Linked DNA regions of Mus musculus: regions 1 and 2 are each linked to region 3. A link is a loop called in an ENCODE intact Hi-C map of the cell type or tissue named here. Cell type or tissue: left cerebral cortex. All regions are shown on one strand. Links, peaks and the distances in the headings refer to the core of each region. The heading gives the core; the rest is flanking DNA.

Region 1 (5,605 bases), core at 1,627-4,126, 63 kb after region 3:
ACTAATTAGGGCCTGTGTCTACAACAAAATTACCTTTAGTCTCCAGTCTATTGAATTATTAAAAAGTTCACCCCACATTTTTGAGGAATTGAAGCAGCTAATGAATGAGACAAAAAAATTAAAACAAAACTTCTAAAGATTTCTGGGGCAATAAAAAGTAGCTACAAAAGAAGAAAAACCATTTGAGCCTCAAATTTTCTACTAGTCACAATGAAATGTAGCAGAAAGGGAACCTTACAAATGATAAAAGGGAATTACTATTTCCAACCGAGAATTCCATACCCAGCTAAACAATCACAGAAGAAACTCGGAAAATATAAACATCTACATAGATGCATGGACTCTGAAAATAGAAGCTTCATCATTTTCAGTATTTGCTAAAGAGATTAGATAGATAGATAGATAGATAGATAGATAGATAGATAGATAGATAGATAGATAGACTGAAAGATGATAGATAGATGATAGATGATAAATGGACAGATAGATGATAGATCAGATAGATGATAGATAGATAGATAGATAGATAGATAGATAGATAGATAGATAGATAGATAGATAGATAGATGATAGATAGGTAGAAAGAATATATGGATAGATAGTTTATAGGTAGATAGATAGATGATTGATAGAGATAGATAGATAGATAGATAGATAGATAGATAGATAGATAGATAGATAGATAGATAGATAGATAGATGAATAGCTGATAGGTAGATAAATAGATAATAGATGGATAGATAAATAATAGATGAATAAATAGATGACAAATTAGATAATTGATAGGTAGATAGATATAGGTGAGAGGGGGGATAGATAGAGAGAATAGATAGACCAACTAGCAAACTGAGTGGGAAAATCTATAGATTCATTACAGTAGAGCAGGCAAGACATGAGGAACATAATACTGCCAAACTAGAGAAGAAGGCTAGAGAGAGAAAGGGTAGGCTTCAGGAAATGTAAAGCATTCCAGGGCCGAAAGAATGGATATGACCTACAAGCTAAAATGTGTGCATTAATGGGATGGAGGAGAAGCCATTCTGCCTTGAAGCTGATAACTTGCCATGTATCCAGGCTGGAGACCCTGAACCTCAGAGGTATGAGTGCTTGCTAGATTAAACAGACCCATGCCATTCCAGTTCTTTCTGCTGCTGAGATAAACGCTGATCGAAACAGCTTAGAGGGGAACTGGGGGGTTATTTCACCTTAAGCTTTCAGGACACAAATAACCATTGAGGGAAACAAAGGCATGAACTTAAGGCTAAAATCCTAGCGCAACAACAACAGAAGCCTAAAATTTGTGATTATGCTTACGTGGATAAAATATTACTCATCCTGAGAATGTAAAAGTATAGTTAGCAAAATGTAGGGTATAATAGGTAGGGGCAAAAATATTCTTATCTTTTAGTGTGGAGAATGAAAAAAAATATAACCAAGAGGTTATAAGAAGCAAAACTATTAACATTTTACAAATAATAATTATAATCAATAATAAGATATAGGCACACAATAATATAGGCTGAAAATAGAACTATCAGATTTTTGCCACCAGGAACAAATGCAGAAAGCCAGACACAGCTCTCAGGGGATCTTCAATGAACAGAGCTATTGTCTCAATATATGCAGAGACAAGTAAATATCTGTAAATCACCCAGAGACATAAAGATATGCAGTAAGAAAGCAAGCTTAATTCAGATTGACCCAAAACTATCATGAACAGGATGAGAGACGTTATGCCGACAGTATCTCTAGCTATGTTTCAACTTAGATGTGCTCCGATTTATCTCAGCAGCTGAAGTATCAACCCACTAGCCAGCTGCCAGAAACAATGTGGGTGAGTGGGTTCGCTCTCCTCTGCAGCGGCTATGAGCAAGGGCCAGCCAGAACCTTAGCAAGCAGACAGGGACGTGGAACACCCACCCAGACACACTCAGCTTATACGCGTAATACATTTGGAAGTGGTTTACTCGGTGAAACGCTTTTGCTTGGCCCGGAAACGTCCCTGTATGCAAAGATACCACACTGTTATAGGATAACAGGAAATCAAGCAAGCAAACAACAACAACAACAAAAGCTGAGGCGCTCCCTTTATCATAGCGTGCTTTGTGTTTATTTTAAGAGTGTTCAAAAACCCACTCCGTGCAGTTAGGTTTTACAGCTCCTGAAGATGAGCTGCAGATTCACAGATATTTCTGAGCGTCCCCATCAGCATACGAGAGCCGCCTTCACAGCTGGCCCTGGGCGTCCTTTAGTCTGCCTCTTCTAAATCGGTGGGAAGCCCCCCTCAGATCTCCTTTTGCGAACATTTTCTCTCCTGGCAGCGGGGAACCACAAAGGGCAAAGCGATGGATCTGCCGCTGGTGTGGAAATTTCCACACAACACGATCGCTAACTAGCACAAGGACGCGGTCGGGCGGGAAACCTAAGGTTCTATTCATTATTGCTGGATGGTTTATTATTTAAAGAAAGAAAGAAAGAAACTGGAGCTTATAGGAAAAATGCAGAATGTATGTGGAAGATTTTTTTTTATGAGAGAGAAGGAGAAAGAAAAAGAGAGGAGAGAAAGGAAGCAGAATCAATGCCTTCCTGAGGACACCCCACAGGCACTCACCAGAGGAAATCGAGATGCCGCCAGTTTGGCTGGGGTTCAGCGCCATCTGCATAGTATTTAAAAGTGCCAGCCAAACTCTGAGCTATTTCACTGGAGTTAGTAAGGAAGGGCTCCAATCTATATCTGAAACTCAAACTCTCCCGCTCGTGGGGCGGGCGTGACTGGAAAGAGCTTATGGGGGTCAAGGAACTGCCACAGCGTGGGGAGCCTTTTCCAGCCCCATACAACCTTGCGCTTGCAGGGGCCAGATTGTTTCTCCTTGAATGATGTGGGAATTCTTCCGGGATGTGGGAGGTAGAAAAAGGTATAAGATAAAGAAAATAGTGCTGGTAGACACTCTGACAGGGAGTGTGCTGTTTGGAGGTCTGGACAACCATTAATTCAATCCTCTGCAGTCCCCTCCTCTCATATAATTGTGTAAATCTACCAAGAAAGTGACTCCTAGTTTTTGGATGAGGAATTCTTGTCCTGATATGATTTTCCCCCCTTCAGAATCTACTTATCTGCTCTCATGTAACTGAGTATTCAAAGGTGGCCCTCACTTTCTTTTAAGATGCATGAGGCATTTAACAAAAACCCAGAGTAAAACAAGATACTGAGGAAACACGGCTAATAGAGAACACAGCTAGCATCTATTGGACATCTGTTAATACCAAGCTCAGCTTTTCATATAGCAAGTTCAGTTGACCCTGTCACAAAGCCGTAAGCGACATCTTGCTACGCCACTCATTGGAAGATAAGGACACTATGTCAGAAGGTATTTATTATATCCTCCTGGGAGGAGACCCCCAAACTGGCAAGTCAACCCAAAGTGTTGAGCCCTTGAGTCTCTGCCCTCCTGATATTGATTACTGCCATCCATGTTTTATATTAAAACTAACAGCTTATTGATACTTATCACAGGCTCATGGGGTTACAGTGCTCAGCAAGTGCCACTTGGGGTGTCAGGAGCAGCTATAGTCAAATGGCAGCTAAAACAAGACTCAAACAGGATGATTCAGGTGGGATATCTAAACTGACCTTTCTCTCAAATTCAGCTTAATAAAGATAGCTAGGGGCTGATGTACTATCTATCTATCTATCTATCTATCTATCTATCTATCTATGTATCTATCTATGTATTTATCTATGTATCTATCTATGTATCTATCTATGTATCTATCTTTATCTATTTATCTGTCTCTATCTCTAGGGATGCCTTACAGTATGGAGGCATCAGATAGTAGTCTTTCTACCAACCTCATCATCATCACCATGATCATCATTATCATCACCATCACTATCTCATTAAGAGCTCGTGTACCTCAGTCTGGCCTTGAACTCTGACCTTGTAGCTTCTGTCTTCTGAGTACTAAGATCACAGATGAGCACCACCCTACCCGGTTACTGCTGTGTGAGGAGTCAAGAGATAATGCTAGCAGCAGCTTCGGTGCTCCCTGTGGTGCTCCTCTCAGCCCAGCCTGTGAGCTTGTGAAGTACTGGCCTTACTACGTTCTACTGGTCAAAACAAGTCATGGCACCAAGGTGGGTAGACCCAAGGAAGGGAGGGAAACTAGTAAGAATAAAAAGATCCAGAAACTTGGGTCGCTAGCACGGTGGGAGTCCAGACACTAGATAAGGCTACGGCAAAGAAGCTAGTCATCAGAGAAAGCCTTTCCCTTCATACACCACACAGAGAACATTCAAGAAAAGTCCAAGGAAATATAAATGTGAGAGAGATGGGAGCTGTGTAAACAGCCTACTTAAAAGGGGCCATGGTCTAAGCTGATAGACGAGAAACCCCAGCCCACCAACAGGACCCACCGTGTGAGCCCTCATCCGGGCTTAGGTCAGGAATACCACCTGGAGACTGCCAGCTGACACCTGACCAGCCACTCGGGACAGGACCCTGGGGCTGCACCCCCACACTGCTGCAATACTGCCCTCAGCCTCTCCCCTCAGCCTGCCTTCGCTACATCAGATCTCCAGCTGGACAGCACCTGTCCGTGTCCCACCCTCCTTCCATTGGGGTCTGTCTGGACTTGGCTGGCTGTTCCCTCCAGACCCTTGCTGATTACCTTGCCCTGAAAGATGTAGCCAGGGATACCTGGATTAACCCAAGGCTCCAAGCCCTGGTCTAGCCCTGAAAGGATTCAAGAGCCTTATTTTATGGGTTACAGTGATGTTAGAAAGATACCGCCAACCCATCACCCCCATTCCTTATTGCTTCTGGTGTAGGGCTGTGGGCCAGGGCCTAGTCCTGGTCAGTATTTTAATAATTATTTAACAGTGTAGATTGATGTGTCAAGTGTCCAATAAAGAAAGAGGAAGCTACAGAAAAAAATTTAAAAATATAAAATAAAAGGGGCCATGGGCCTCAGCAGAGCCTACTCCGACTCTCAATGGTTTTCCTTTCATAACAAACTGTCTGTATTCTTATCTCTAACCACATGTCCCTTGTCCTTCTTTCTGCCACGCATGAAACACAAGGACCCTGAAACACCGCAGCAGGCAGTCTCCAGACTTAGACCCACGCTTATGACATCAGCAGCCAGTGTTTGGGCAAGAGAGCCAACACTTTAGCCTTTCTATGCCACAGCTAAGAATGCCAACCAAATGGCTGGAGCTCTGCATCTAGTCTGACCAAGGCAAAGCAGTGCTGCTGAAAATAAGCTCACAGGAAATCCTTCCTAAAACAGCTCCCTCTTCTTCAGCAGAAACCAGCCGAGGCGGGACTGAGTCTACATCCTGAGATCCAAGGCAAAGATTCTGCTGACAGGAACTCCAAAAATGTCTGCAAAGACATTAAGCCTCATTAAGTAAGATAAAAATTGCCTTTTTTTTCAATTCCTGGATTCCTTAGAAGCAAGTTTAGTCTCCCTAGAATGCAAACACTTTCCTAATTGAATTCTTGCCTTGGCTCAGTTGCTAATTAGCCTTGACCAAGTCACTTCTTAGCAACGATCTCCCCTTCCTTGAAGGAGCAGGTTCTCCCCTCCCTGGGTTTGAGTGGAC
Region 2 (5,605 bases), core at 1,627-4,126, 150 kb after region 3:
ATGGATAGTTCAGGTTAAGTCAATGACTGTTGGGAAATGAATAAGAAGGGAGTAGTTTGAGAGATACTCTTAATGCCCTTGGAGGCTACAAAATATCTCTACAGGCTAGCTTTTAATGACCACTATCTCTCCATTCTGTCTTTATCGAAGCTTTTCTCAGAAAGGTGGAGGAGTGGCAGAAAGTCTTTGTAAAACATTTAAATGATTAACGGAGAACATAATCTGAAGAAATAAAAAAAATAAATCCAAACCAGAAAGCCTAATGGTTCACAGTAGGATTCTACTGTGTGTGTGTGTGTGTGTGTGTGTGTGTGTGTGTGTGTGTGTGTGTGTGTGTGTGTGTGTGAAAAAAAATCCAAACCAGAAAGCCTAATGGTTCACAGTAGGATTCTACTGTGTGTGTGTGCACATGTGTGCGTGCATGTTTGTGCACATGTTTGTGCACATGTGTGTGCACGTGTGTATGCAAGTGTGTGTGCATGTATGTTCATTCACATTCATGTATCTTTAGTCAACATATCTGTTTCTTGTTCCCTCTGTGGGCTTTAAGTTCCCTGTGTTTGTGCTTGAACGGGCACATGCTCAAATATCAGCAGGCATTACCATACCTGACTTTCATTTTCCAGGATCTTTGGGGTCATGTTGGTGCCCCGATCATCCATGCTTAAGATATAGTATCAAAAGACGCAATGTAGATTCCAGGCCAAAGGGAAAGGCGGGGTTAGAAGAGGGCATTTCTCACAGGAGCGCTGTGGTCGACCTCAAATGCACCTTCTATTAGCACTTGGATCTAAATTTAGAAGTTAAAACCGTTTCCATGGATAAATACGTATAAACCTTCTTTCAAAGGGGGACTGGGAGAGCACATTAACTATGTATTTCTTCTCTGATAGTTTTAATCACAGATTCAGTAATTCTCAAAAGCTCTTCTTTATGATGAGGGGTGGTGACACTTATCTCAAACTGCAACAAAATACTTCCTAGCATTCAACTAACTAAAATATTTCTTCACATTAACTTAAATAGCCTATCACTGAGGATTTATAAGACTTGTGTATGTGTGCATATGAGTATGGATAAGGTAGGTTGGAGAAAGGTGATAGATAAATGACAGATAGATAGATAGATAGATAGATAGATAGATAGATAGATAGATAGATAGATAGATAGATAGATGACAGGTAGTTTGTAGATACATGATATATCCATAATAGGTAGACAGATTATAACTATATATAATAATAATATATATAATAGATGGCATGACAGACATAATTTATAAATAGATAGGTAGATAGACAGACAGACAGATAGATGAAAGACAGATATATTTATCTGAACCAACTGTACACAAGCTCTGTACACAGTCAGATACACCTCATAAGAAAACTCTTCGAAAAGAATTTTCATAAGAAACCCTTTCTACTTGTCAGGCTCCAAAAATATTTGATTAAATCAATTTTCTGAAGTTTAGTAACATTTTTATCATTTTGAAATTTGTTTATAGACATATTTTCTACAAATATTTTTTACATATGTTTCTAGAATACAGTAAAAGGAACACGGTCCTGACAAAGCTAAAACCAATTTGCAGAACACATTCAAAATATGGTATGAGAAGGCTGGAGGAGGCCGCCTATCAGCTGACTGGCTGCATCTCCAGTCCTCAGCTTATGCGGCATCTCTGAATGCTCACCTGGGTTGCCCAATGCCATTCTCTCCCTTTCCACCTTCACTCACTGTGAACGTGTGAATGTGCTTGGTCCATGGGAAGTGGCACTATTAGGAGATGTGGCCTTGTTGGAGGAAGTGTGTCACTGTCAGGGTGAGCTTTGAGGTGCCTCTGCTCAGGCTTTGCCCAGTATGGAAGAGACTCTCCTCCTGTCTGTCTGCAGAATTGAGTCTCTCTTGGTGGCCTTGGGATCAAGATATAGAACTCACAGCTCCTCCAGCACCATGTCTGCCTGCATGATACCAGGCTTTCTGTCATGATGATAATGGACTGAACCTCTGAAACTGTAAGCCAACCCCAATTAAATGCTGTTCTTAATAAGAGTTGCCTTGATCATGGTGTCTCTTCACAGCAATGAAACCCTAATTAAAACACTCACTTTGGTTGTTTATAATATTTTTCTCTTTTATGCCTCTGGAAAATATTTGAACATCAGTTGTACTGTACTTGCTTTTGTAAGGAAGGCTCTAAAACAAAACTAGTGTGCTCTAGCAGAGGAATGTCAAAAGTTCCATGGATTTTTGCTGTTATTGTCATTGTCCTTTGAGGAAGAGCCTCACTCTAGCCCAGGAGGACCTCAGGGCTTGCTGACTGCCAACAACAGGGGAGGATAGCTTACCTCTCTCCTCCTCTCTTCACACCCATACGCATACACACAAACATGCATGCAAACCCACAAGTATATGGGGGCACACACACTCAAGGCTATAAAGACAAATAAATAACAGTAAAATAAAACAACAACAAAAAGCAGTCTAGTCACATGACTGATCTCTCTCTCTCTCTCTCTCTCTCTCTCTCTCTCTCTTTGGTTAAAATTAAAAATATGTCAGTGCCTTAATGACTATTAAGTCATTAAGTGCCTGGATGTAAACTATAGTTGTTTTTGCTATTTTTTATAATCTTTTTCTTTTTTCCTTCTTTCTTTCTTTCTCTCTTTCTTTCTTTCTTTCTTCCTTCCTTCCTTCCTTTCTTTCTTTCTTTCTTTCTTTCTTTCTTTCTTTCTTTCTTTTTTTTTTTTTTTACAGCGCTTCTCTGTGTAGCCTTTGCTGACCTGCAACTTTCTCTGTAGACCAGTCTGGCCTCAAACTCTTAGAGATCTGACTGCCTCTGCCTCCCAACTGTTGGGATTAAAAGCATGCATCACCACCACCAAACTTTATAATCTGGTTTAAAATAATTTTTTTCTATGTTTTTACTGGGGAAATCCCTTGGCTATGACCTATTCCATTTTCTTTGTAATAGCATTACTAGTGGGAGCCTGTAGGGGGCGCATCAGGGTACTCATTTCTATCCTCAGTGTTTAGTCGGGTTCGCCATTTACAGAAAGGCAGGAGGATACAGTGGGTCTTACTCATTTGAGAAAACAGGAGTTTCTCTTCCATTTCTATGAAAAGGGAAGAATAAGAGCCATCCCTTCGATCAACGGCTCTTCACAAGCTCTGCCCTTCAGAGCTGAATGCTAAAATGAATGGTAACCATTTAAACTGTGAGCCAGCATACTTCTTGGTAAACCCCTATCTTCACACACCTGCACACAGACTCGGTTTCTCTTCATGTCCTGCCTGTGTCACATTGTGTGTACATCTCTCATTCAGGACAGTTGCGGCCAGCAATCGATAGAGCTCTTTTGTCCTTTGATAGGTCCTTTATGCAAATCTCGTTAGACATTACAATGCCAAAAATAAATGCTGAGTTTGATGTATACTTTCTGCATAACCACAACGTTGGTGACTAACGCAAGCTCCTCACGCAGAAGGAATTCACCGGCCACGAGTCTCCCATTCTTTAAAGTGTGTCTAAATGAAGAGGAGTGAACCTGACAACGAACAGGAGGAAGATAAAGGATGCAGGGGCAAGAGGGAAGAGAAGGGGTAGGTATAAAAGTCCTGAGCACAAATCTACAACAGTGCGTTAAGTAAGATCAAGACAGCACCTGCCCAGCTACTGCCATCCCAGCAGCAAAACAAAAACCAGAACAAGCAGAAGCCAGAGAAGAAGCCGGTGTGTGGATGCGCTCTGTCCCCGCAGGGGTTTAGGCAGGGCTGAAGGAGGAGCGTATGGGAGGTGTTATGGTTTGAATCTGAAATGTCTCCTACAGGCTTATGCTCCGAACAGTTGTTCCAGCTGGTGTGCTATTTCGAGAGCCTGTGGAGCCTTTGCGAGGTGGAGCCCAGTTGACAGAAGCAGGTCCCCAGGGTTGAGCCGTTGAAAGGTCTCAGCCCAGACCCTAATCTGGCCTTTCTCCCTGCTTCCTGGTGTGTTGTGTAATGTGAACAGCCTCCACCACAAGCTCCTACACCCACAGTCTGAGCTGCTCTGCCAAGCTCTCCCTGCCATGACGGCCTGAAGCAATCTCAAACTGTAAGCCCTCACAACCCCTTTGGCCCTTCAGGTTGTCAGTCCTAGCAGCCTCGGTGCTGCAAAAGTGAAAGAGCTAGAACGACCAGGCAAGTACCCTTCCTTCTTCCCGCCCTGTTGGACCTTCAGGAATATAAGGAAAGAAAGGAGGTGGCCCCTTCCCTCGCGCCCCACACCTATCATCAAATCCCTGGACCAATATTGCTCATGACTGCCCCCTGCAGGCCTTAGCTGGTCTTTCCCAGCATGGGCCACTAAAAATGGAAGTCACCTCCCGCTGGATATTACGTTATGCCTGTTCTTTCCCCTAGAAGGAATAGCAACTTTCCAAAGCCAGCATCGAGGCATCTTATCTCCATCCATCCCCTAAGAGATAAAAGTCCATACTCAAAAAGAGAGAGAGAGAGAGAAGAAAAAAGCAGTTTCTTCCATCTTTCCACGCTCAAGGTCAGGAGGAGGGAAGGAAATCCTATCTTTCTCAAGAGTCTTGAAAACTAACTGTCATGGAGAGTAGTCTGACTGAATTGTGTTGTTGGCATGGACACCGCCATGCCAAGGACCCCAAAGCATCCGATCCATGGGAATAGCAAGGCCTTCCCTGGGTGGGGCTCTGAGGACTGGGAAACTTCCTTTATCCAAACATACGTGTTTATTAATGATTGACCCGTGTGTGCAAAAGCGAACAGCCACAGCTTCCTCCTCCCGATGTCTGCAGCCTGAGACTGAGAGTAAACTCCCTGACTTTCCAGGTTGCGTGGCAGTCGCCGTCCATCGCGGAGCACAGCCCACCCAAAACCAGTTTCTTTGGATGTATATCTGTCATTTCTTTATCCCTGTGTTGCCCCAAGTTGCCATGGAGGTCACAGCAAATTGTATTATACTGTGCGCCCTTCACACTCCTCTACCTATCTAACTGCTGCTCTTATGACTCAGCATGGCTTTCCTATCTCCCCTCTGCCTTCTCTCTCGGCCAGTGACTTGATTCAGCAATTCCCTGACAGCCTGGTCCCGAAATACAATTGAACAAGTCGTAGGATGGGGCTCCATTGAGGCGTCCCATGGGGAAAATGAAAATGGAAGTGCACTGGGGTCCGTTGCAACTACGAGTCTTCTGCTGGTGTCTGAGCACCCAGCCCCACCCTTCTCAGTTACGTGTTCTTCCCGAGCCGTTCCATTGGCCCTCAGCCTGTGAGGGGAGAGCACCACCAGTTAGCTCAACAGTGCACCATTGCTTAGGGATGGATCCGCCAGAGTTTACCTTGGAGGACCTCTCTCGGACTTAGTTCACAGGCCACACCCTCGCACCCTTAGCCTGACAAGCTTGCCTTCGCGTTCGGGGCGGGGGGGGGGGGGGGGGGAAATCCCACACAATTGAGTTCAAGATAGTCGTGAGACCAAATGTGTCATTTCCCTTGTCAAAATGAAAGCTGTAAATTTTAAACCTAATGCTTAATGTATCCAGATATTGAACACAGGGACTTTTATCCTCTGCTTAATGGTCTGTCTAAAAAC
Region 3 (5,605 bases), core at 2,033-4,532:
TTAGCATAGAGCATGACTAGACTGTGACAGGATTGGGGGATGGGGTAGTCCACAGGAGTCAGAGAGGGCCTATGGATATGGAGCCTGCTGAGCCACCACTGGGTTTTGGAGGAAGAGAAGAGCCATGCCCAGCTAAGTAAATCAGGAGAAAAGTGTGGCTCCCCTGCCCTGTGCAGCCAGAGCACACTACTCAAAAGTCCGAATAAATCACTATGGTTGGAGGGAACATGACGTGTGTGCATTTCAGACAGGGATCACACACACACACACACACACACACACACACACATACACACACACACACATACACACACACACATACACACATACACACACATACACACACACACATACATACACACATACACACACACACATACACACACACACCTACACACACACACACACATACACACACATACACACACATACACACACATATACACACACACACATACACACACATACACACACATACACACACACACATACACACACACATACACACACACACATACACACACATACACACATACACACACACACATACACACACATACACACACACACACATACACACACACATACACACACACACATACACACACATACACACACACATACACACACACACATACACACACACATACACACATACACACACACACACACACACATACACACACACATACACACACACACACATACACACACACATACACACACACATACACACACACACACATACACACACATACACACATACACACACATACACACATACACACACACACATACACACACACACATACATACACACACACACACACACACACACACACACACACACACACACACGGCAAAAATGAAGAGGCAGCTTAAGCTGGCCTGCTAGGGACTCTGCTGAGGAGTCTGAGTTTGTGAATGACAGCGGCATCTGAGAGAGCCACCACAGCTCAGTGTGCCTGTGACTCAGTCACACTGCTTCTTGGGGGATTTGTTTTTCTCACCAGAAAAAATATATATATATTGAATCCAGTTTTATGTGGTTTTATTTGTTCCTGTGTTTTCAAATAACTTCATTGTCTTATGCCAAGAATGACCAAGATGAATGGGAAGTTAAAGCTTTTCCGCCTTGCAGTAGCTGGATGTTAGTGTACAGAGGTGCGTGTGTGGTTTTGCACTGTGTATTTAGCTTATCTCTAGGTAAAGTCAGCCATTGGCTCTGTGGTTTGGACTCGGGCCCTTTGTTTCACAGGCACATGAGGAACAGCCTGGCTTCCAGAATCTCACCTACTCCCTTCCAAATAATCATCAAAATGTGTTTGCAGGCCCATCTATAATTTGCACAGGACATTTTTTTGTTGTAATTTAGCAAAGCAGAGGAGAAACTTCGAAAATTATTGCTCAGTCATTAACACAGCCAGGTACCACTTCAGCAGTTTATAGTCAATCAGCCGATTCAAATCATCTAGTCAGTTACCTTGTGGTTTTCCAATTTTGCAGTCATATCAGTTGGAGATGTAAGTAATTAATACATCTAAATTATCAGCCCTTGCAGGGTTGTAGTGAGCCTCACGGACGTTCTAATTCTGATTGACAGTCATAAAATGTAACTTTTCTTTCTGAGACTTGATAGTCCCACTGTCTTACTGAAATGAAGAGGGTTGCTTATCAGTTGCACTCGTGGCTTAAGCGAGCACAGGAAATGACGAAACAGTTGCGAGTGCATTGGGTCTTCTCCTCTTTCCGGTCTCTCTCTCCCCTTGACAGAAACATAGAACCAGACAGCCCATGCCAGAAAAACTGCTGTGACTGGCAGCAGGAGAGGTTGGGGAAGGTATATAAAGGAAAGCAGTGTAAGAATCAAAAAATGAAGAGGTAGAGGGTGGTGGGGGGAGGGGAGAAAAGAACAACAAATCCTAAATGTTACAAGTAAAGTAACGGGCTATAAACGCTGGTCACCACCTTCTTACCCAGGAGCTATAGGGAAAAATCCCTCCATCTCTTGCCTGCTCTAACTCTGCTCCCACTCTGACCTTGCCCTCTGATTTTGTGCTCTCTAAACTGGAGGACAAAGTTCAAAAGTCAAAGGTGAATAGATCTGACACCAAAAGTCAAAGGTGAGCAGATCTGACACTGTCTTGCAACATTTTTTCACCCCTTCTCCGCCTTTCAGTTACAGTTTCAAAAGCCTTAAGGTGACACCAGGCATGTTCAGGTCTTTGGTTTTCCTCCTTTGTCTGTCTCTGCATTCTAGAACATTCTCCCGTGACATCCTTTCTGCCTTGTTTTCTTCACTTGGGCTTGCTGCCAACCTTTCCAATGAGGACTTGTTTAAAATCCCTGTCTTTCTAAAGATTGTCATCACAACTCTGGTCTAAATATAAATGCTATACCATAAGTCCTTTATCTCAGAAATGTCACCAATCCTCTGTTTTATTTAATTCCACCATGTTCCGTCTTGATTTATATTGAATTATCAGTGGATAAAATTCAAGCCCAGCTTGGCCTATTTCAAATGGCTGCGTGACCGTGCTCACAAGACCTCTACACTGCTTGGCTGGGTTCTAATTCCCCCAGGCTTCTATGTTAGAATCATCCTGTGATTTTTTTTTTCCCAGAAGTTATAGGAAACTGCTCCTGGAAACTGCTCTCTCCACAGCTCTGAGGTGATCGATGTGAAAATGAAGGCTTCCATCCTCAACCAACTCTCTAGCTTGCCTGAGTTGTTTGAATAAGTTTTGTCGAGGCTTTCTTCCTCTCTGGTACATGACTTGCTTCCAAGCAAAAGAGTTTATGGGAGAATCGGCCCCACAGTCCAGCTGGCCTTATGCTGACTCCTGGTGTTCCCAAGGAAATATTCCAAGAGAGGTCACCCACAGAACAAAGACAGAAAACTTACCCTCTGATAATCTGTGTCAACCTACCGGTCTAGGAGCTTAGGAATGGTCCCGTAGATGACCTTGAGTTGCACCGGTCCCCTTCTCTGTCCCCAACTGTCTCTGGCAAACCGTTATTGTCTAGAACAGTGGTTCTCAACCTTCCTACTGCTGTGACCCTGAAATATAGCACCTCAGGCTGTGGTGACCCCAACCACCAAATCATTTTCATTGATTCTTCATAACTCTTATGAATCATAACGTGAGTGTCTGTTTTGGGATGGTCTTAGGAGACCCTTTCAGGGTCGTTCAACCACTCCAAAGGTCTAGAATATACAAAATGAAAACAGACAATAAATAAATAAATAAATAAACAAACCGCCCCCTAAACTAAACACCAAGAAAACCACCTAATTTAATTTTTTGACTTTTTTTTTTAACGTCTAGCATCCTTATCCACCAGGGAAATGCAAATTAAAACTACTTTGGGATTTCATCTTACCCAAGTCAGAATGACTAAGATTAAATAAGAGAAAGAAAGAGTGACAGCAAAAGCTGGTGTGGCTGTGAGGGAGGAGGAGGAGGAGGACTTACTCACTGTTGGTGGGAGTGAACACTGGCACATCCACTGTGTAAAGCAGTATGGAAGATCCCCAGAAGCTGGAAATAGACCTACCATACGATCCAGCTGGAGTGCTCCTGAGCTGAGTACGGAGGACTCTATCCCTACTACAGAGACACAGGCTCACCCAACCTCACTGTGCTCTGTTCACTGAAAATGGGGACAGCCAGGGTGTCCATCAACTGATGGATGGATGATGGAAGTGTGGTGCACAGACATAATGGAACAGCAATCAGCTATACGAAGAGCCACATTATGAATTTGTAGGTAAAGGATGGTGCAGAAAGACAAACACCCCATGATCTCTCTCATAGGTGGGTGCTAGCTCCAGCCCTTAGATATGTGTGTCTAAGTCGGAGTACCCAGGGAAGACAGGAAACGAGTAAGAGAGCGTGGGCATGGGGTAAGGAGCAAAGAGTCAAATGAAGAGGGTACCCAAGGGGGAAGGACATAATGAAGCCCAGGGTTGGGCTGGGTGTGGGGCTGCAGAGTGAGTTGGCAAGGAGAAAAACAAACATTGAGACCTTGGAAAATCTACATGGAAATCTACTCCAGTAGGAGCTTCCTAAAATACATGCATAAACACATGTGAAAGGAATTTAAATGGAGTTGTCCTACAACAAGAGGAAAACACTCTCCTGGGTACTAGCAAATTAGAGACCCTGTGTTGGGTACAGATAGATTTTTGAGTCGTTGGCAGGGTTCCTAAGCTTGGAAAGTAAAGAACTTTAGTTTCTTGCCCGGATCTCACCTTCTGTCTTTCTTGTTCTCTCCTTCTTTCAACTTGAGCTGCAGCAGCAAGCTCCTTAATATCAAAGGATGTTGAGCCAATGTTCCTTCTTCTACTGTACAGGATCCCACTATGTGAGACCGCTTATGTCAGTACATCTAAGGGAGTTAGCAAAGGGGGAAGGGGATCGAGAGCAGGTGAAGGAACCCAAGCAGCACTCGCTACTTAAAGGAAGAACGAGGAAGGGGCAGGAAGGAGGAGATGGGGCATTGCAGGCTCCTGTGTTGCGTTAAAACTGTTCCCTCTCTTTCTTGCGGATGGAACAGCTTTTTAGAAGCATAGTCATTTTTCAAATAGTCTGTCCTCTGCTGTCAGATTTCTTACTGACACCAGTCAGTCATCTGTCTCCTGATCTGGGAGTTATTCCAGACGAATCTGGAGTCATCAGATAAATCATAGGACATCTTGTTACATTTTAATTTCAGATTAACAGAAAATGTTTGGTTGGTATAAGTAATGTTTGGGAAAAAACTTATATTTTTTTCAAACTCTATTGGTTGCTTGTCTTTGGAGTTAACTGGGCATGTTGTGTTTTTACTCCCCATATCCAGAAACACTGATCTAGCAATCTGGAGGTTTGGGACATCCCAGCTCAACACAGACAGTTACAGAATTCATACTAGCTCCAGTATCTTTCAGTTATGTAAGTCTAGCTTCTACTGGGTCATCTATCAGGTTCTGGGTTATCCTATTATACATATTTCGTAGCACTGTTCATCCCAAGGGTAGCCACTGATAGCATTAAGCTTTGAAGTTGGAGGCGCAGCATACCCCTGTTGTGAAGGGCACCTGGGACAGGCATGCCAAGGGTGGTCAAAGTACCTGTGAACACTGAGCTGGGAGTTTTGCCTAATTCTATCTCCAGGGGAGTCCTAACTAAGAGCTGTGATGTTACCATGGAGAGAAACCCCAGCCAGGCCTTCTTTCATCAGGTCCGATGCCTCCTCCGAATATCGACCCCATTTCCTCAGAAGCCTGCGCATGCAGGCTCACAAGTCGGTGATGTAGCAGGGACTGGCAGGAGCCCACGCTCTCGGGCTCTTCTCCCATAGCAGGCAGGTGTGGTGGACAGAGGACAACAGTGTGACTGTTGCGTGTTTCTAAAGCCAAAGAAAGACAATGAGACTTCTCCTTCCCAAAGTTCCAGTTGTCAGGAATGGAGACTGGAGAAAAGGACTCCAGAGAACAGGGAGGGCGGGGCAGAGTGGGGAGTGGCTGCAGTCTGCCACCAGTCCGAGGTCTGTGGAGGACTGTGCTTGCTGTAGAGTGTGCTCATTGTCGTCTTAGCAAGACAGCGAGGGCAGGAGTGGC

The links. Peaks named below come from ENCODE experiments on the same cell type or tissue, not always from the same donor. Only the 100,000 strongest peaks of a DNase experiment are listed, where the experiment ranks them.
Region 1: it touches region 3 in a loop (5-fold over the local background); 2 of 42 quality-filtered maps call a loop at or near these places.
Region 2: it touches region 3 in a loop (6-fold over the local background); 3 of 42 quality-filtered maps call a loop at or near these places.

The regions. Positions count from the first base shown.
Region 1 is chr6:143,411,854-143,417,458 of GRCm38, reverse strand. No RefSeq gene overlaps it. Among named protein-coding and RNA genes, the nearest start is that of Gm31427, 38 kb to the left of the region's middle. In left cerebral cortex, for the core only: no CTCF peak of the experiment used is centred there; DNase peaks (open chromatin) are centred at 1,856 and 2,659; H3K4me3 peaks cover 884 bases; H3K27ac peaks cover 1,486 bases.
Region 2 is chr6:143,326,698-143,332,302 of GRCm38, reverse strand. No RefSeq gene overlaps it. Among named protein-coding and RNA genes, the nearest start is that of 4930407I02Rik, 69 kb to the right of the region's middle. In left cerebral cortex, for the core only: a CTCF peak has its summit at 2,998 (motif pointing right); DNase peaks (open chromatin) are centred at 3,538 and 3,822; H3K27ac peaks cover 1,010 bases.
Region 3 is chr6:143,475,523-143,481,127 of GRCm38, reverse strand. No RefSeq gene overlaps it. Among named protein-coding and RNA genes, the nearest start is that of Gm23272, 13 kb to the right of the region's middle. In left cerebral cortex, for the core only: a CTCF peak has its summit at 3,564; DNase peaks (open chromatin) are centred at 2,395 and 3,515.